Regions from separate parts of the Homo sapiens genome. Here regions 2, 3 and 4 are each linked to region 1. Evidence: chromatin contacts called from ENCODE Hi-C or POLR2A ChIA-PET data. All regions are on one chromosome and are shown on one strand. Each heading gives the region's core, a stretch centred on a gene start or an enhancer-like site at or near the end of the contact. The rest is flanking DNA. Distances are from core to core; before and after follow the strand shown.

Evidence for each region. A loop is a pair of places that touch in the nucleus more often than their neighbours do. ChIA-PET counts read pairs that join two places held with the same protein, here RNA polymerase II (POLR2A). Pooled maps may share reads with other maps.
Region 2: a loop to region 1 is called in a map of B cell, with 35 times the contacts of the local background. The contact joins the promoter of TRMO here to the enhancer-like site in region 1. A Hi-C loop is called at or near these places in 2 of 168 maps with a recorded cell type or tissue (B cell and naive thymus-derived CD4-positive, alpha-beta T cell) and 8 of 50 pooled maps. POLR2A ChIA-PET finds 5 or more read pairs at or near these places in 4 of 52 experiments (AG04450, GM12878, K562 and 1 more).
Region 3: a map of mammary epithelial cell shows a loop between it and region 1 (5-fold over the local background). The contact joins two enhancer-like sites. A Hi-C loop is called at or near these places in 4 of 168 maps with a recorded cell type or tissue (MCF 10A, PC-9, mammary epithelial cell and 1 more) and 4 of 50 pooled maps. POLR2A ChIA-PET finds 5 or more read pairs at or near these places in 5 of 52 experiments (HEK293T, Panc1, RWPE1 and 2 more).
Region 4: a map of naive thymus-derived CD4-positive, alpha-beta T cell shows a loop between it and region 1 (12-fold over the local background). The contact joins the promoter of XPA here to the enhancer-like site in region 1. A Hi-C loop is called at or near these places in 6 of 168 maps with a recorded cell type or tissue (CD4-positive, alpha-beta T cell, CD8-positive, alpha-beta T cell and naive thymus-derived CD4-positive, alpha-beta T cell), 4 of 37 single-sample maps with no recorded cell type and 14 of 50 pooled maps. POLR2A ChIA-PET finds 5 or more read pairs at or near these places in 2 of 52 experiments (Panc1 and naive thymus-derived CD8-positive, alpha-beta T cell).

The regions. Positions count from the first base shown.
Region 1 is chr9:97,799,537-97,804,985 of GRCh38, forward strand. It overlaps PTCSC2 (papillary thyroid carcinoma susceptibility candidate 2), which reads right to left. Exons shown (of 11, transcript NR_147055.1): 5 at 4,715-4,854. Among named protein-coding and RNA genes, the nearest start is that of PTCSC2, 51 kb to the right of the region's middle. RefSeq lists a silencer at 3,865-4,434. Within about 2 kb of position 4,100, at least 15 of the 41 ENCODE cell types and tissues checked have a DNase peak (open chromatin) inside an H3K27ac peak, as active enhancers do; they include PC-9 and mammary epithelial cell, where a contact is called at or near this core.
Region 2 is chr9:97,920,843-97,926,282 of GRCh38, forward strand. It overlaps TRMO (tRNA methyltransferase O), which reads right to left and starts at 1,658. Exons shown (of 5, transcript NM_016481.5): 1 at 1,576-1,658. The coding sequence starts at 1,651. RefSeq lists an enhancer at 1,261-1,710.
Region 3 is chr9:97,873,473-97,878,261 of GRCh38, forward strand. No RefSeq gene overlaps it. Among named protein-coding and RNA genes, the nearest start is that of FOXE1, 23 kb to the left of the region's middle. RefSeq lists enhancers at 464-4,755, 464-2,208. Within about 2 kb of position 3,444, at least 8 of the 41 ENCODE cell types and tissues checked have a DNase peak (open chromatin) inside an H3K27ac peak, as active enhancers do; they include PC-9 and mammary epithelial cell, where a contact is called at or near this core.
Region 4 is chr9:97,694,007-97,698,676 of GRCh38, forward strand. XPA (XPA, DNA damage recognition and repair factor) reads right to left here and starts at 3,334. Exons shown (of 6, transcript NM_000380.4): 1 at 3,115-3,334. The coding sequence starts at 3,286. RefSeq lists enhancers at 2,726-2,785, 2,796-2,845 and a silencer at 3,396-3,495.

The DNA.
Region 1 (5,449 bases), core at 2,850-5,349:
AAAATGTTGCACATTATATCTCCTCTTAGATATACACAAAGCATTTTAGCGAATAAAAGACTTGGAGAAATCGGGCAGAAAAAGATATCAGATGCTTTTCTCAGTGTTCACTCAGTTTCATTCAGTGTTCCCAAGCTTATCTGAGCAAAGACTACCTCTATTGCAGCAACTATCAATATCCTAAGAAATAGCTTTCTTTGAAAAACCAGTTTGGAAAACATTCATCTATAACACTATCTAGAATAAGGATATTCTATTAACATTTTTGTGCCAAAGACTCTTCTAGCAGCCTAGTGATACCTATGGACATCTTCTTAGAATAATGTTTTTAAATGCATTAAAAATATAAAGGAATACAAAGGAAACCAATTATATTCAAATACAGTTTTCAAAATAACTTTAAAACAAATGGGAGTATCTGAAGGAGAGGAGAAGAAGGAAAGGACAAAAGAAATATTTAAAGAAATAATAGAGGCCGGGCCCAGTGGCTCATGCCTGTAATCCCAGCACTTTGGGAGGCCGAGGCAGGCGGATCACTTGAGGTCAGGAGTACGAGACCAGCCTGGCCAACATGGTGAAACCTCGTCTCTACTAAAACTACAAAAATTAGTCGGGCATGGCGGCGCATGCCTGTAATCCCAGCTACTCGGGAGGCTGAGGCAGGAGAATCACTTGAACCCAGGAGGCGGAGGTTGTGGTGAGCTAAGATCACACCACAGCACTCCAGCCTGGGCAACAAGAGCAAAACTCCATCTCAAAAAAGAAAGAAAGAAAGAGAGAAAGAAAGGCAGAGAGAAAGGAAGGGAGGAAGGAAGGGAGGGAGGGAGGGAGGGAGGGAGGGAGGGAGGGAAAGAAAGGCAGGCCGGTCAATGGCCACATATTGTATGCTTTCTTCATGTGAAATATCTAGAATAGGCAAATCTGTACAAACAGAAAGTAGAATAGTGCTTGCCTGAAGTAGGGAGGTGGAAGGTGGTGAGGAGGGTTGGGAGATGATGGCCAAAAAGAACAGGGTTTCTCTTTCGGATAATGAAAACATTCTAAAATTGAGTGCAGTGATGGGTGCACATCATCAACACATATAATAATATACAGTTAATTGTACATTTAAATGGGTGAATTGTATGGTAGATAAATTATATCTCAACAAATGTGTTTAAAAACGAACGGTCAAAAGTTCCCAAAAGTTGGAAAGTATACATGCAAAGATCTAAGAAGCCCAGTGAATTCCAAACAAAAGAATGACACCAAGGCACATTTCAAAACAAATGATAAAGGAAAAATCTAAAAAGTAGTCAGAGAAAGACACATATTATATACAGTGGGAACAAAGATAAAGATGACAGCAGATTTGTTATTGGAAGAAAATGCAAGCTAGAAGACAGTGGGGAAAAAATCTTTAATGTAAAAATGTCAACCGAGAACTTCACACACAGTAAAAGTATCTTTCAGAAACAAAGGCAACACAATGAGATACCACTTCATATCGATTAGAATGGCTATTATCCAAAAAACGGGAAGATATAACAAGTGTTGGCAGGGATATGTAGAAATTGGAACCCTTGTACCTTGCTGGTGGGAATGTAACAAGATGCAGCCACTATGGAAGACAGTTTGGTGGTTCTTCAAAACATTAAACATACAATTACATATGACCCAGCAATTCCATTCCTAGGTATATATCCCAAATAATTGAAAACAAGTGTCTAAACCAAAGCCTATACACCAATGTTCATAGTAGCAGTCTTCACAATAGCCAAAAGATAGGAACAACTCCTTTTAATCACATTTATCAGCCAAAAATAGTCACATGACCATGCTTTATTTCAAGGGGACAGAAGAGTATATGCATCCACATACTTAGAAGTAAAAGAGAATTGGATAATTGGTGAACATTAACTATCTTCCACGATTACCTGTGATACTAAAAATTATTTCCACACCAACATATTGCAAAGAGATTGAAACAGAACTTGCTCAAAGAATGTGAACTGTCCCATGAACCAGAGGTCCTACCCAGAAAAAGTGGGAGAACTGCAACTCCAGCCACACCTTATTCTCTCAATACATTCCCAGTATGGACGGCCAAAATTCCAGAAACCCCAAGGACATCTGGGTGGCAGCTCTATTTGATTAAAAAGTCTCTTAACTGGCAGAGGTTGCCGTGAGCTGAAATCGCGCCATTGCACTCCAGCCTGGGTAACAAGAGCGAAACTCTGTCTCAAAAAAAAAAAAAAGTCTCTTAGCTGCCTAGAAACCAACGTTCTTCCTTTTCACTTGCTATGCATGCTATCAGATACCTCTACCACTTGTTCATTCAATATCCCTTGTCTATGCCCAGCTGATGGAGAAACCCATCAGGTACAGTCCACAACCAGGAGTCTAAACAAAGCACTATGGGAACACAGACGAAGGAGCAAATCATTTTTGTAGTGTTTTGCACTCTGATCTAGCCACATTTTTCCTGCTTTTGTGATACAAACCTGCGTCCCCCAGCTTCCCAACTCTGCAGCTGAGCAGCTTTGTGGCCATAGGCAAATCCCTTCACTTAGAATTCTGAGGCTTGGTTTCCTCAGCTGTAAAATGGGAATGATAACACCTACCTCCTAGGATTATTGTGAGAACAAGAATGAGATAATGTCTATAGAAACGCGTTTTGTGTCAGTCCAAGTTATCACCCCCATCAGCATCATCGTGGCTGTCTTCTACCGTCTAGAAGGGGAGCCCCAGGGCTGGAGAAGGCCCAGGGAAGAGAGGGGTTCCCAGGCCGACCCTCTTACTCTGGGGGAGTCGGGGCCTCTCTCCTAATTAACTCTTCCTGGCAGAAGTTTCTTGCTGGACGTGTTTGCCTACCAGTGAAAAGCCAAGTGAGGCTTCCAGGGGCCTCCCACTGGCCCTGACACATCAGGTAAGAATGATGATTCACCAAACTCTAACAGCCTTGCTGACAGGCCCACTGGCCCAGTCCAGGCAGAGGCCGGAGAGGGCTGCCCAGGCAGCGGGGCCATTAGGTTTTATAGAAGTGAGAGAAGGAGAGAGGGAGGGGAAGAAAAGGGAGAGATAAAGGAAAAGAAACAAAGGCCCCAAAAGGGAAAAAGAACAGAAGAAACACAAAGTAGAATAATGGTTAGGAGGGGCGGTGGGATGGGGAGTTGTTTAATTGGTATAAAGTCTGTTTTGCAAGATGAAAAAGTTCTAGAGCTCTGCTGCACAACAATGTGAATACAGCTAACACTACTGAACTGCACACTTAAAATGGTTAAGATGGTAAATTTCATGTGACATGTTCTCCACAACAATTAAAAATATTAAAATACATGTTTAAAAGAAATGAGGCCGGGCGTGGTGGCTCACGCCTGTAATTCCAGCACTTTGGGAGGCCAAGGCAGGTGGATCACGAGGTCAGGAGTTCAAGACCAGCTTGGCCAACATGGTGAAACCCCTTCTCTACTAAAAACACAAAAAAATTAGCCGGGCGTGGTGGCGGGAGCCTGTAATCCCAGCTACTCGGGAGGCTGAGGCAGGAGAATCGCTTCAACCCGGGAGGCGGAGGTTGCAGTGAGCCGAGATCGCGCCATTGCCCTCCAGCCTGGGCGACAGAGGGAGACTCCGTCTCAGAAAAAAAAGAAAGAAAGAAAATAAAAGAAAAAGAAAAAGGAGAGGAGGAAAGGAAGAAAGGAGAGAGAGGAGAAAGAAAGGAAGCAGGCGGAAGAGAAGGAGGGAGGGAGGAAGAGAAAGGAAGCAGAGAGAAGGAAGGCGGGAGGGAGGAGAAAAGGAAAATTAAAAGGAAGGAGATGGGGAAGGGAGAAGGAAACGGACGGAAAGAGGGAGGAATGAGAGGGATAAAAAGGAAGAGATGGGAGATGGGAAGAAAGAAAAACAGCTGACAGGGAGGAGGAGGAGGAAGGACGAAGCGGCGCAGGTGGACAGGTGGCCTCGCATCGCTTCCTCCCCAGGCCCGGCCCAGCGCGGGGGCGGGGCAACCGCGGGGCGTGGCTGCGCGTGACGTCACCGCCCCCGCCGCCCCGCCCCGTCCCCGCTCCCGGGCCTTGTGAAATCGCGCGCGCTGGCGGCCGTCGTAGACCGTGCAGCTCTCCTTGGGTGGCTGCGAGTGCCTTGGCCGTGGGCCCTGTGCGCGGCCAGCCCCGGCGGCGGGAGGGCGATAATTGCCCAGAGACGCAGCACTTACCTGGGCCGGTTGTGCAAGGCGCGCGGGGGGAGGCCCCGGGCGGCGGCTCTCACGCCTCAGCGGCCAGGCATGCGCGGGGGCGAGGGCGGGCCAGGGTCCCGGGGAGCGCCTCCAGCGGTTCCCGTTGCGGACGCCGCCCCATTCTTCAGGAAAGAGCCGCCGCCCGTCACCGCTGGGGATGGGGAGACCCGCGCTCCCATCCCGCTTGGCCACCTGCTGGGGTGAGTGGCGTCGGTCTAGTTCCACACGTGCCTCTGAACCCCAAGCGCCTCCTCTGTGTACTAGGGGTAAAAACGCCACCTCTCTGATCCTCTGGTTGAGAGGATTAGAAATGATGCAGGTGAGGCCTGGAACACTGCCAGACACACATTAGGTACATGGAATGGTGGCCTCGATGCCCACAGACTGCCAGTCAAAACTAGGGTTAAAGTTGTGTCTCCCACTGACTTGCTGGTGACTTTGGGATGTTTACCTCCCCTCTCTGGTCTTCAGTTTCCTCTTCAGAAATTGGAGTTTGATGCTCACCTTCATCGTGGGCCAGGATGATGGCCTGTGCTAGCCGTCCTTGAAAAGGCGAGGCCGGGCTGAGGGTGCACTGGGTTTAGACATAGCAAGTGTCTCCTGTCACTTGTGCCTAGTTCCTGGGGCCATGGTCCTTGGAGCTGCTGTTAGAGAGGGATGGAGTGGGACAGGGTATCCTGACCTTACACCAGGATCCCTAGAAGTGTGATCACACATACACACATAGGCACACACATATACACATACATCACACTACATACACACAGGTGCACACACAACCCAGGGAGGTCTGACAGGAGCTGCAGTCACCCAGCACCTTCTTTGAGCCTTTGAGGCCAGTCCTCCCCAGGGCTTTAAGGTGGTGTTGCTGTCCCAACCAACAAGTAAGGAACTGAGGCAAGAGGAGGGCAGGTAAGCTTGGTCCTGGGGGCAGCCACTTGCAGTGGGGCCTCATTCTACACCAACACTTTGAGATTGTAGTCCAACCTTGGGAAGGAAGCAGAGCTAGTCACTTGCTCAGGCTCAAGTCTGGGGTGCCCAAAGACAGTTCCATAGGGGAGCCACTCTTTGGATCTGGCCTGAGAGTCCCTGCTTTCCTCCTTCCCCTTTTTAAACCTTGAAAGTATGCAGGACAAAAAGACTCAAAGAATTATATAAAAATAATAAATACCCGTCATCCAAAATAAAAAATGTTAAATTAAAAAAGGAGAAGTGGCTGGGCGCGGTGGCTCACGCCTG
Region 2 (5,440 bases), core at 408-2,907, 120 kb after region 1:
TTATGCTAACTCTTTAACTTTAAACTTTTCATATTCTCCACTGTTAACAGACTTTGTATTTCTTAGCCTGGTACTCAAGTTTCTTCACAATCAGAATCCAAAGGTTCCCACCTCCCTGTTCCATCCAACACTTTAGACTTCTAGCTCCCCAAACCTATACTGTGTAGACTTCTGAGCCCTGGCTTCTGCGTTTTCCTTCCTGTCAAAATATGAGACCTGTAATCGGCAGTGTGCAACAATTTTTTTTAAATAAGCACATTTGGCCAGGTAATAGCACTTCCAAGAAATTTAACAAAGTTCAAACTTTAGAATGTACACAAACATTTCGGCTTCAAGAGCTTTCTTTTAGAACAATGCAAACTGGCAATAACTTAAATGCTCAGTAACAGGAAGCTGGTTAAATTAGAGCACATATCTAAAACAAAGCGTTAGGCTGGTTGCAGTGGCTCATGCCTGTAATCCCAAAACTTTGGGAGGCTAAGGCAGGTGGATTGCTTAAGCCCAGGAGTTTGAGACCAGCCTGGGCAACACGGTGAGAGCTTGCCTCTACAAAAATTAATAATAACAAAACAAAGTGTTAATTTTTTTTTTTTTTTTTTGAGACGGAGTCTCGCTCTGTCGCCCAGGCCGGAGTGCAGTGGCGCGATCTCGGCTCACTGCAAGCCCGCCTCCCGGGTTCATGCCATTCTCCTGCCTCAGCCTCCCGAGTAGCTGGGACTACAGGAGCCCACCACCACGCCCGGCTGATTTTTTTGTATTTTTTAGTAGAGACGAGGTTTCACCGTGTTAGCCAGGATGGTCTCGATCTCCTGACCTCGTGATCCGCCCACCTCGGCCTCCCAAAGTGCTGGGATTACAGGCATGAGCCGCTGCGCCCGGCCCAAAGTGTTATAATTAACATTAACTGCCCTGTTAAGATTTTTTTTTAAATTATTTTAACGTTACTAAACAGGTCGTATAGTACCTCACTTTCCAAGTGTGTATGCAAAGAAACAAGCGTGGAAGGTAGACACCAAGATATTGACAATGGCTTTCTCTGGCAGGTTATTTTAATTTTCTTCCATTTGCTTTCCAGTTTCTAAAGCTAATATATTCCTCTATGAAAACGTGTGAGTAAAGAGAAACAAATTCATGCCTTGTCTTTCTAGGCCCAATTTAAAACTATTTTCTCCCCCAGAAACTTTCCCCCTTCTCTGTCCTCATTCCTACAGCGCAGGATGCCTCTCTATGGCATTTATTAATTCCTAACCCGCCTAACACCATCTCCCATACGCTATGGCAAGGAAACCCCTAAGAGAAAAGCCCCTACGCTGCACGTAGCTGCTCCAGCTACTGAGCCAAGACTACGCAGACAGTACAAGTCTTATAACAAAGCGGAACAAGCCAGATGACGTCATCCCGCTCGCCAAAGCACATCACGTGGTCTCCGCAGCACGTGACCCGTGCCTTCGCCGTAGGTAAAAGAATGACGCACGTCAGTTCCAGATCGTGCGTTTTACACCCCTCTCGGCAACGAAGTCCGCTGCCTGGGCCTAAACCTCTCCAGAGTGTGGCACCGCCGGTGTTGGAAGTTACCTGTCTCCAGAGCCGGCTTAACGCAGCCGCACGGGGTCGCTGTAGGCCGAGGCCCCGACTCCTCCAAGCCGCGCATGGCTACTGGTTGCTGAGGTGCCCACCCGACGCATTCAACCTTCCGCTTCCGCTCTCCATGCCTGACGCATGCGCAGTGGCCTCGCCGGCGAGGTCCCGCGAACCCAGGAGAATGTGCGCGCGCAGGGTGGCGTTGAGGGAAGCTTTGAGTTCTCCATGGGGCTTCGAACCCTATCCCGGGCGTGTGCCCCTCCGGGACCCCAATCTCGTTTATCTTACACACAGCTGCTACAGTTGCCCGCCCTCCTAGGGTAGAATGCGACTCCGGCTTCCCGCGCTTTTTGAGAGGGAACACACCTCCATGAAGAACTCGCAACTATGTCTCTCTCGAAACATTATTAAGTAACCTATACGTCCAGTATGACCCTAATTTTTAAGGGATGTGTATATGTAATTAACACAGAGCGGAAGGACTGGACGTTAAGAAATGTTAAGAATTCTCAGGCACCTGTGGTCCCAGCTACCCAGGAGATTGAGGCGGGAGGATCGCTTGAGCCCAGGAGTTTGAGGCTGCAGTGAACCGTGATCGCGCCACTGCACTCCAGCCTGGGTGACAGAGCGAGACCTCGTATCAAAAAAAAAAAAAAAAAAAAAAAAAAAAAAAAAAAAAAAATTATCCCTGGGTGGTGGGAAATTTTTCCATAATATAAGTTATGCTTTGTCAGAAACAACCCCAAATAAGTCTTATTTCAAGTGTGGTGGATGTTATAAAGGAGCCCTACTATGTGCTAGGGGTTAAGGAGTGGGAACTGTTTCTTGTGCTCCACACCTTACCGGAACTGAAGTGAGAATGGAATTATAAGAGTCAACATGCCATGTGCATTGTGGGGATTATTGTCGTTTCTGGACAGCTCTGAGAAGCTAAGAGCTAACAAGAATCATTTAATCCCATGCAATGACCAGTTGTCCTTGCAATGATAGCCTATCTTTTACCCACTTGTAATGCTGTCTCTCACCTTTAGTAAGTTTCTCTGTATATAATTCTCTTTCTGGGAGAAATTTTAAAATCTTTTATCTTTTTATCTGTTAACATCTGCAGTATAAAATATTCAAAAGCATATGAGTCACAGATTGAAAAGTCTAACAACCATGAAAAGATGTTTCCATGTCTGTCCATTTGTCATTGATTTCTGGTAGAAAATAACCAGCAGGAGGAGCCAAATAATTAAAGATTGTGGTTTAAAAAATAAGATAAAACTGATCAAATTCATATAGTGTCTTTTGGCAGGTCATTTTTACAGGACAACTTGGAAAAGGCTGCCATTTTTTTTAGGAGGGACAGCTCTGTGCAGCTGGAGAAACAAGTTTGAAAATCATTGTTTTATATATATATAGCGCGCGCGCGTGTGTGTGTATGTGTGTGTTTATAAAACTGGGCCAGAATTACTGCGCTTGCCACTAGATGGTGGTGTTGCTAAAAATGATAGTCCCGCTTTATCTGTGGAAAGACTAGATTTAAAGAGATATTTGCCCTCCTGGAGGGCATGGTAGACGTTGTTAATCACACAAAAAAATATGTAATTACCAAGTGTGACAAGTACTGAAATGCAAAGCTGATTTGAATATACTAGGGAAATAGATTGCTACTTCTTTTATAGGTAAAATTTCTCTTGACTGAAAACGGGAACTTAAATATGCAGCACATTTTTTAGTCTATGATTTGAAGTTCTTATTATCTTGTCTGGAATTATATGTGATTATTTGCAGTTTATAAGACTTAACCTCTCCTCCAGATGTAAGACCTAGAAATCTGCCTTAAAGAAATGACCTAAATAATTATGTAGTCTTCAGCTTGTACTACTTTGAGAAACACTTCTCAGTAGAGTGATTCTTAACCTCTCATTTGGGTGAAGGACCCCTTTGAGAATCAACTAAAGCTTTGAACCGTCCCACACATCATTTTGGCTATAATATCATATGGTTCATGGGTTTCTAACCTAACATGAGAGGAGGGCAGCACAAAGTCAAGCTAGAAGGATTCTTGCAAAACTTTAATTCTGTCACCTAAAGGTTCTAAGCCAAGAAGAACGCCAGAAGAATTTTAGATGCACAGTGATGTTTAAACAAGAATGGTGAGAAAGCAGAAGTGGTGTGTGAATGCAGGGAGTGATGTAAGAGGGCAAGCAGAAAGGGTCCCGAGAGGTGGAGAGAGAAATTCTGCTTCCTCTAATGTACTGCATTCCTCTTTCCCTCTCCTTCCCCATCTCATCTTTGTGCTCCTGTGCACTGTACGTATGCAAATCTCTTAAGGTCCATCTTAATGCAACGCTGTTAGAACTTGAGACTTCAGTTTACTCTTTTTTTTCCTCTAATTTTGGCCCACTCTGGCAGGTGAAATTGAGACAGAAGCACATTCCAAAGAAGAAAAAAAAGCACTGAGGAAGTCAGATGTGACTTTGGGTGAGTACCTTCCCTCTATGTTATTCCCTCATCTTTAAGTGAGAGTGATAATCACCGCCTGGCCTATTTCACATACTTTTGTACAGATCAAATAAAATAGTTTATGTGAAAGTATAAATGTTGAAGTGTCATTGAGAGGTAAGAAACTATTATATGGTTGTGGCCGGGCGCGGTGGCTCACTCCTGTAATCCCAGCACTTTGGGAGGCCGAGGAGGATCACGAGGTCAGGAGATTGAGACCATCCTGGCTAACATGGTGAAACCCCGTCTACTAAAAATACAAAAAAAAAAAAAAAATAGCCAAGCGTGGTGGCGGGCGCCTGTAGTCCCAGCTAGTCGGGAGGCTGAGGCAGGAGAATGTCGTGAACCCAGGAGGCGGAGCTTGCAGTGAGCCGAGATGGTGCCACTGCACTCCAGCCTGGGCGACAGAGTGAGACTCCGTCTCAAAAAAAAAAAAAAAAAAAAGAGACGAAACTATTATGTGGTTGTGCTGCCCTGCCCTCAGTATGTTGTGTAATAAATATAATAGGGGTATGAATAATTGTGCAATGAATACATCCTGATGGTAAAAAATTTAATGTACACACAAAAGGGGGTAGGCAGATAGGAGGGAAACAATATTGTAACATCCCACTGTACTATTGGTTCTCAACCCTACCTCCACTTTAGGATTGTCAGGAGAGCTTTTAAAATAAAAACATCCTAAATGCAATTCTATATCCTGGATTGGACCCTGAAGCAGACAAAGCACATTAGTGGAAAAATTCATGAAAACGGAATAATGTCTGTAGTTAATGGTAGTGTAACTATCCTGATTTCTTAGTTTTGACAAATGGCCCATGGTTATGTAAGACGTTAACATTGGTGTAAACTGGGCGAAAGGTATATAGTAACTTTTGTACTATCATGACAACTTTTCTGTAATTCTAAAATTATTCCTCCAAAAACTATTATTTGAAGCATAAAACAATTAAAAAATAAATATACCTATGCCTGTACATCAGCTAGATGGGGGAATCTGAATCCCTGGGGGAGAAGTCTGGACATATATGTATTTTTGAAACCTTCCCAGGTGAGTCTAATGTACCAGAAGGGTTGAAAGAACCACTGCTCTCTCATGTTCATTATACCATGAATGCCTGAGGGACTGTGACCCTGTCTTGTTCTTTGATATAGCTAGTACCTAGCACAGTGTCTATATGGAAAGCTTGTGCAAGTGTGTTCTTGCTGAATGAAACTTTATTTGCAAAAATATCCTTAGTCCTCTGTAATAACAGAAGGAAAAGTGAAAACAAAAAATACCAGGGTAGATTTTCAGACATCTTCCCATCCAGAACAGCTTCTATTCCTGCCCCGGTCTCTTGTCGTTTTCAGTTAATCTTTACCATTA
Region 3 (4,789 bases), core at 2,194-4,693, 73 kb after region 1:
CTATTTTCTAACAGAAAAGGTGGCTAGAAGGGCCCAGCAGGCAAGCTTTGATATGCAAATGTTGGCCATTAGAAACTGGGTTCACTCAGTATGGTGATTCCTGCCATCTTCCCCTTGTCACCACCTGTGCCAAGTGTGATGGCCACCTCCAGATAACACCATGTGTTCAGAACATCATGGCGACCGACATTTGCATATTAAAGGGCTAAGGTGGGAAGGCCAGGTTGTTCATGGGCTACGTGAATGACACACCTGGTCAAACCAATCCCCTGAGACCTATGCAAACCAGACACTGCCTCCTCCAGCCTCCCTATATAATGGACTGCCTTTGTGCTGCACACAGGGTTTCTCTTTGTTCCAAGTCCTCCTCCCTTGTCTTTGTATGAGGGAGCTGGTCTCTTTTTTCTTCCTTCTTTCTTGCCTATTAAACTTTTTGCTCCTTAAAACCAAAAAAAGAAAAAATACTTTTTGGCTAGTTCAGCACACGCACCAACCAGTCGGAGTGGACACCCAGCCAATCGGAACAAATGCCAGCTGTCAACAACAGGAAACACTGTACTGTACCTGACTTAGTGCAAAGGGGCCTGGGAAATGGAGTTGCTGGCTGAGCAATTGTTGTGCAGTGATGACTCACCCTGTGGCACCAGATGCACCCATCCTGGTGGACGGCTAGCTGGCCCTGCCTCAAATCACATAAGGTACCACAAGCTTCCATCTCAGGTGTCTGCTTTCAACCCCTGCATGTCCCCTCCACCGCACCCTATCATCAAGGCCAGCTAGTCCACCCAAACCATTTCAATGGCAGCGAATGACACACCTCCAATGTAGTTAAGGAGGGGCAGGTGAGGGAAACTCTCATCTACAGTGGATTCTCAAGTCAGCACACCCACCCCAGCCTTCCCGCTCTTTGCTATTAGACAAACGATGAAACTAAGAGAGGAAAAAGGCCCTCCTTGGGATTACCCAGCAAGTCAGGAGTAGCCCAGGACTCTGGCTGCCTGCACAAGGCTGGCAGCAGCGGGACATGTCAGCCCACCTTTCATGGAAGCAGCCCAGGGAATTAGTCCTGATGCCAACGCCCAGCTCTGGAGTTCCTGACACCTTTTCTTGGATCTAGGCCCTTTCAAAAGGAGCATTTCAAATAAGAGCCATCAACACTTACAGAGGGTGGGTCTTAATCCATAGAGGATCATTAGCTTCACCCAAGTGATGGGCCATCCATCAGCACCTCCCCTTTTTCCACCAATTATCTATCTGCTAATTATCCGGGATTAAGAATTGACACGGAGCGACATGGTCATTAACCACATATTTGCACAGCTTATTCATGTTAGTTGGGCTGCTCCATCTCACTGAGTCTAATTGGACACGCCCACAATGCTGCACAACACATTTACATCGACCTGGCTGTCAGCAGCCAATAAAGGACTACAGGATGTGTTTGGTTCCAAAGGGACTTGGCTCTCGGCAGAAGCTTGTTTGCAGGCACACTGGGTGTCTTGGCTTTCTGGCACTGTGGACTACAGCTTAACTCAGAGCATACATTCAATCATTTCTCAAACATTTGTTAGCTCAAGCACTGTACCAGGCACAGCACTGGCCCTAGCAGGGTCTACAAAGATGAACCAGGCACCATTTCTGCCACCTCGAGGAGGTTTACCTTCTGCCCTCCATGATGTGACCCTGTCTAGCAGGCCCCCTCCTGCCCACCTGGGGCATGTGTGCCATCTACCAGCCCACTCCACATTCTCTGCGCAGGTCTCTGTGCTCTTCCTTCAGCCTGGAATTCTTCTGTCCACCTGGCTCTGTCTGAAGACGCCACCTCCTCTGTGAGGCCTCTCCTGATTTCTGAGACCACACAAATCTCTCCCTGGGCTGCGTTTTCATGGCATGCTGCCTTCAGTCAAGGGAACACATGCAAGCAGAAAGAGCTCAGAGCTGTGTGAGAAAGAAAAGCAGCATGTGTGGTCTCAGAAATCAGAAGAGGCCTCACGGAGGAGGTGGCATCTTCAGACAGAGCCAGGTGGACAGAGGGATTCAGGCTGAAGGAGTAGCACAGAGATCAGCAAGGAGAATGGTCTAGTGCGTGGCACACATAGTACTGATGGGAAGGGTGTGGCCTGGCAGGCAGGGTCACATCATGGAGATCTATGAGTGTTCTGTTAGGGTCTGGAAGTTTCTCCTCAGGGCATGAGGAACCATGGAAGAGATTTTGTTTTTTCAGTGTGTATGCATAGGTGGATGTGTTTTAGTAAACTTTTTATTGAAATGTAACATATGTATAGAAAAGTACAAAATTTTTCACAAACTGACCGCATCTACGTAATAGCACTCAGATTAAAACAATAACAAATTATTACTAAAACTCCAGAGATCCACTCTGGCCTCTTTCAGGAACTACTTACATACAAGAAAAATAACCATCCTAACATCATAAACTAGTTTTCACTATTTTCTTGTGTGTGGCTTTTTTCACTCCACATATGTTTGCAAGACTCCCCCATGTTGTTAGACATAAATGCACTTTGTTCTTGCTCATTGCTGGTTGATATCCCATTGTATGGATGCACTGCAATTGTTGATGAGCTTTGTGCAGTTTCCAGTTTGGGGCTGTAAACCTTCCTGCACATGCCTTTACGTGCTCCTCTGGGGGTAAATCTGTTGCATGCATATCTAGGAGTGGAATTGCTGGGTTGTGGGCTATGCATATATCTACTTGAGTAGATACTTCTAGTTTCCCAAAGTTGTTCTACCCATGTACACGCCCACCAGGGATGCACAGGAGTTCTCATTGCTCTATATTCTTGTCAACACTTGGTATTGTCAGTCTTTTTGTGTTTTATGCTTGTTTTTTTTTTTTTAGGGGAATGACCACCTGGTGGAGGTGGAGTCCCACTTGGGTTGAAGTATACTCACTCTGGCAGGAATGAAATCAGTGGTAATAGAGCTAGAATGAAAAAGGCCAATAAGAAGAGACGCCATAGAAGTGGAATACACAGGACTTGCACACAAGGTAGAAATGAACTTAAGAGGGAGATGGAGGAAGGTTTCTGTATGGGGTGGCTGGCTGGATGAGGGACTTCAGATTTGAAGCCAGGAGAAAACATCCCAATTTTATAACATCATGTTTGAAATGTAGGACAATGAGATGAAGATGTCCAATAAACTGTTAGCTATATGAGTCTGTTGCTTAGGGATGAGGTCAAGGCTGTAGACAGAGTTAGGAGTTATCACAGAGATGGGGGTTGAGGCTGGGGGGTGGCTGAGATTTCTCAGGTGGTTGTGTGCAATGAAAGAGACAAGGGCTGAAGACCAGACGCCTGGCTTAGGGGATGAGCGGAGGAAGAACAAGAGACAACATCGCTTCCCTCTGAAATGCTGGCACGGGCTGCGAAGCATGAGTCAGACCCTTCTAGCCCCAGCAGCAGCCTCAACAGCCTGGGTCTATCTCACCAGCCACACAGTTTTCTCCTGAATGAACTTGCATCACTAACCTCAGAAGCTGTGTTGCGAAATCCGCATCAGATTGCGTACCTCTGGTGGCGTCCTAGGGACAATGGGCACTAAAGACTCATAGCATCCTGGGGTTGGAGTCCTCCTCTCCGCCTCCACAACATCCCTGCCAATCAGTTATCGAGCACCCCAGGCAGGGAACTCATAACTTCCCACGGCATCCCATTTCCTTGTTGAGCAAGTGAAGATCTAAGAAAACCTTTTCTTGCAATCTCACGATACTGAAAAGTCAAAGAAAAAGATAACGCTATAATTTAATGGTAATGATCCAGGACAGAGTGAAATGCAAGGACTCTGCATCCTGGAAAATCCATGTCTATTAATGTACCCATCAGCATCTTCTTGCTGGGGTTAGGGTCATGGTGTTTGACTCCCCACAGGAAGCTGCAGTGATTTCATTACTATTTGCACACTGGTTGGGAATGTGCTCATCCGCTGCAGGCATTCCTCTGGCTTCATCAAGCAGTGAGTACAAGGGCCCTGGAATCTGGCCAGTCTCTCAGGACTGAAGCAGTGCATGCTACAGCACAAATCTACCAGGCTGGACACGTGGGAAGAATGAGCGGCTGTTAGATGAGAGCGAGCCCACTGCAAGCAAAGAGGGCAGAATGCCATTCTGTTCAACATTTTTTTCTGCGTGTTTAGCAGCATGTGGTCCTGTGTGGGTCTCTGGAGAAGAAGAAAGAAGATGGATCTAAGAAATGGTTCTCACCCAGCTGGGCACAGTGGCTCACGCCTGTAATCCCAGCACTTTGGGAGGGAGAGGCAAGTGGCTCACCTGAGGTCAGGAGTTCGAGACTAGCCTGACCAATATGGTAAAACCCTGGCTCGAATAAAAATACAAAAGAATGGCCAGGCTCTGTGGCTCATGCCTGTAATCCCAGCACTTTGGGAGGCCGAGGCAGGCGGATCACAAGGTCAGAAGTTCGAGACCAGCCTGGCTAGCATAGTGAAGCCTCATCTCTACTAAAAAATACAAAAATTAGCCAGGTGTCGGGGCAGGCGCCTATAGTCCCACCTACTCAAGAGGCTGAAGCAGGAGAATCGCTTGAACCAGGAAGGTGGTTGCACTGAGCCGAGATTGCACCACTGCACTCCAGCCTGGGCAACAGAGCGGGACTCCATCTCAAAAAAAAAAAAAAGAAAAGAAAAGAAAAGAAAGAAAGAAAAAGAAAAGAAAAAAAGAAAGGGTTCCCACCCTTGGGGAGATTGGTGGCAGAGGCAGAGACAGGCATGCAAAAGGAAGATGTAGCTGAAACTTTTTTTTTTCTTTTGA
Region 4 (4,670 bases), core at 2,084-4,583, 110 kb before region 1:
GTGTAAAATATCCACAAGAATCTACAATTAGAATTAAGAAATAACAACCTAGGAAGAGATGTGTACAACCTCTGCCCTGAAAACTACAAAACACTAAGAGAAATCAAAAAGGACTTAAATGGAGAAATATACTGTGTATGGATTTTAAGCCTCAATATTATAAAAACGTCAATTCTTCACAAATTTATCTAAAGATGCAAGGTGATCTCAGCTAGAACTCCAGCAGTGGGGTGCGTTGTGTGTGTGTGCGTGCGCACGTGTGCACCCGGAAATTTCCATTTCATATTTTGGGCCATGGTTGATTGTGGGTAACTAAAGCCACAGAAAGTGAAACCTTGGAAAAGGGAGGTCTAACGTATGCATATCTGACAAAGGACTCACATTCAGAATACATAATAAAATCCTCTAAGTCAGTAAAAGACAACCCAACTTTTAAAAACAGGCAAAAGATTTGAACAGGCACTTCACAAATGAGGATATCCAAACGGCCAAAAAGCACATGAAAAGGTTCTCATTATCTCTAATCATTAGGAAAATACAAATTAAAACCATAATGAAGTATCATTAGACTCTCACCAGAATGTCTAAAATGAAAAAGACTGACAATACCAAGTGTGAGGATGTGGAACAACCAGAACTGCCATTTTGCTGGTGAGATTGGAAACTGATATAATCACCGTTTGGCAATATCTACTAAAGCTTAACATAACTACACCTCTCCTATGACCCAGCAATTCCATCTCCAGGCATATACACAAGAGAAGTGAGTGTGTATGTCCACTAAAATACATAAAAAAGAATGTGTACAGAGGTTTCATTCGTAACAGCCCCAAAGTGGAAACAACCCAAATAGCCACCAAAAGGAAAATGGAAAAAATTGTGGCATAATACAAAAGAATCTATACAACATCTAAATGCACAAACTACCAATGCACGCAACAAAATGTGTGAATCTCTCAGATACTATGTTGCGCAAAAAAAGCCAGATACTGTATGACTCAATGTACATGAAGTTTGGAAATAGGTAATACCAATCAAATGGTCAGAAGAGTATTACTTCTGAGAGTAGAGAGTGGACACCGACTAGGAAGGCGCAATAGGAAAACTTCTAAGGTTCCGGAAGTGTACATGTCTTGATCACGATGGTGTTTACACAAGCATTCACATAGGTAAAATTCAGATGAGTACATTTTACAGTATGTTACACCTCCATTTATTAAGACAGATTAATATGTTTTATTCTGCTACAGTCACTCCCCTTCTCTGGCCTCAATTTCTCCCTCTATTAAATGAAAGGATTAGATTATAAACTTGTTTCCACTGTTAACAGCAATTCTCACACTATAATGCCTGTTCATCTCTCTGTATCCCTTCATTAGACTGAGTGCCTTTACTTGTATACTTCTGACAAATAGTAAACATTCCATGAGTACCAACTGGATGGATAGAAATGAATGAACCTACCAGAATATGTAATATAAATAGCAAAGTAAATGAATGGAATGACAGTAAACACAATGAGAATTAAGAAGAGGGAAAGCTGGAGTAGTCGAGCCCATGACTTGAGCAGGATCCTAAACAATGCTAACTCATGCCCAAAACAAAGTCCGATTTCTCTCTGCTGCTATGCCTTGCTGTTTCCCCAGGACCTTAGCACCACTCTTCGTATTCTAAGCAAGTTTTTTCAGTCTTTCATGGCATATGTCATGGCACACAGAGAAAAAGAAAATTGTATAGTACCATGAAATAAAAGTGTCACAAAGATAAAAATCTCAGCACTTACCTAACTCTTGAAACATGGTGGGTTGTACACAATGCTACAATACAGTTCAGTTCTTGGGGAACTGCCTAAGAAATCTTAAAGAATGTTCATTCTACCTTGCTTTCCATGATCAAAAGTTTAATTTAATGTCAGTTTTTGCTATTTTGCACCTTCCGTTCCACAGCCATGTCGTAGACCTGGAAACCTTTATGGAATCATGACTATGAATTAATCAGTGCAAATGAACTTTCTGTCTGACTCTAGCGTGCCTCAAGTTTAGAAAGGAATAAAAGGTAACCACTATAAAGTAGAAAGGATGAGACCAGTACCATCAAAAGTAGCTGGAATTTGCAGTTTCGGTGTTAGTATGAACATCAAGACATGCTGCCAGCCTCAGACTCTTCTCACTCTCACTACATCTGGCTGATAAAAAAGAGTAATACAGCTCTAAACTGTGCTCGACAAAGGGCAGTATAGAGCTTTAGGAACACATGTACTTCATGTTATAGAGGCAGCCCTGAAGAACTGCCTGTCAACCAAACTATATTTTAAGTATCCTGTTAAAGATTATTAGTTGACCCCAGTGGCAAATTCTATAAGAGAATAATCTGCAATGAGAGATCAGTCCTTAATTTACTTCAATCAATAAACACGTTTTGAGCAACTAGTTTTTGCCAAGAAATCGCAGAGGTCACATGTCCAAGAAATAGACTCATGGAATCTATGGATTAGAATCTTAAAGGTTTACTATCCAGTCCCTTCTTCTGATTGCTGAGTAGGAGATTCTGATTGCTGAATCTCCTCTCCTCCACATAAGTAAGCGTTCTTCCAGTTCCTATTTGAGCGCTTCTAGTAACGGGAAGCTCATGAGAAGCAATCCATTGCACTTTTGGCAACTCTAATTGTTGAAAGCTCTCCCTAACAAACACCAAGATCTGCCTCTTCCATCAACTAGTTCTAGGTATAGAGGCCAGAATCAAGAACTAGTCTAACTCCTCTTTCCGGGACAGCTGAGGCCCTGACACCTGGCAGTGGCTGACACCTCCCGGCCGGGGCGGCTGCATCCCTAAACGAAAAATCGAAGCTGCCAGCAGCCGAGGTGCAGCGAAGAAGGCCCGGGGCTGGGGGTCAGGAGGCCCGCGTGCGACAGAGGAACGCTCTGTGGTCGTGGACAGGACGCTTTGACAAGGCGGCTGGCTGGGCGGATTCCCTCTCCGACTCGGGGAGAATCTGCACACATACGCCAGCGGAGTTGACGCGACCCCCGGGCCCCGGGACTCGGCTTGCACGAGCCAGTCTGGGGACCGGGGAGGCGGGGAGAGGGAAGGGGAAAGCGCGGACGCGGCCCAAACCTCCAGTAGCCGCAGCCGCCGTCGCCGAGTAGGGCCGGGCAGCCAGCCGGGCCTGGCGCAGCATCAGTGCCCGCTGCCGCTTCCGCTCGATACTCGCCCGCACCGAGGCAGGCAGCTCCGCGGGTTGCTCTAAAGCCGCCGCCTCCGGCAAAGCCCCGTCGGCCGCCGCCATCTCTGGCCCACTCCGAGGACCTAGCTCCCAGCTCCACGCACGCGCACTGCACGCCGAGGCGAGCCAGCCGCCCTGCACCGCCTCTGCGCTCCCCGCACCCAGCGGCCTTTCTGAGTGAGAGCGCCTGCGCAGTTAAGGGGCTCGGGGTGGCCTGCCCGGGCGCTGGGCGGAGTCTGGGTATGCGCGGACACGGAGTACCCGCCTAACTACCTGCTCTCTTGTCATCCGGGAGAAGGGTCCGTGCTGAGATCATATCTCACGACCTGGTCACCTTTAAAATAGGTCTCGCTTGGTGATTCAGAGTATAGGCTTTGGAGTCAGGCCTGGGTTAAGTCTGAGCTCTTGACAGTTAAAGTCTGTGTGACCTTGGGCAAGTTATTTAACCAGAGTTCAGTTTCTTCAGTGGTAAAATGAGGATAATTATGGAACCATTTACCGAGTCTTTGGGAGGATTAGATTGCCAGGACAATAACCTGGCACGTAGAAGACCTCAAAAAATGGTAACAGTGAGTAGTAGTAGTGCCAGTCATAGAGCCCAACAGATGATAGTCCTGATTTTATGTTGGATACACGGCCTAGAGACACAGCCTTAGATTTAAAATGAGAAGACCTGGGTTGAAACTCCCAGTTAACTTGCTGTGTGACCTCAGGCAAATGCAGGACTTGCTCCAAGGCTGATATGCATAAGGTTGGCTATCTTTCCCATGGAATATTCCTTCAGTGAGGATGAGCTACTGCCAGGTAGACAGTGGGTTTGGATCTGGGCCAAATATCCTGACTTCCCAAAAGTGTGGCTAGTGTAACAAAAGAAACATAGCAGGCTTTCCCAAAAATGTATGCTTTCCCTTTGTTACAAATAATGCTTAATTGAAACCAGAAAACATTAACTTCTAATTACTACATGTACCATTTAGGACTGGCTTTTAGAAAGACAACCTCACACACTGATGTTTCCCACTAATGTTCAATGGTTAACCTTTCAGAAACACAATTCAGTGTTCTAATTTATCGGTCATATATACATAAAGCTGCAAAACCTCGTATAAAGCAGTTACCTGCTGAAATCTTAGGTTGAATTGGAGATAGAATCTCAAGCCATCCCCATCTCCCTTCCCCTCAGATCCTTCTTTCTCCCTACCCATCAATCTTGCCCAGGTGAAACTATTTCAAATTCCATAACATCAAAAGCACAAGCAACAAAAGAAAAAAAGCTGGACTTCATTAAAATTAAAAACTAGGCTGGGCACAGTGGTTCACACCTGTAATCTCAACAGTTTGGGAGGCCAAGGCAGGAGGATGACTTGAGGTCATGAGTTCAAGACAAGCTGAGGCAACACAGTGAGACCCTGTCACTATTAAAAAATAATAATAATTGGCAAGGTGC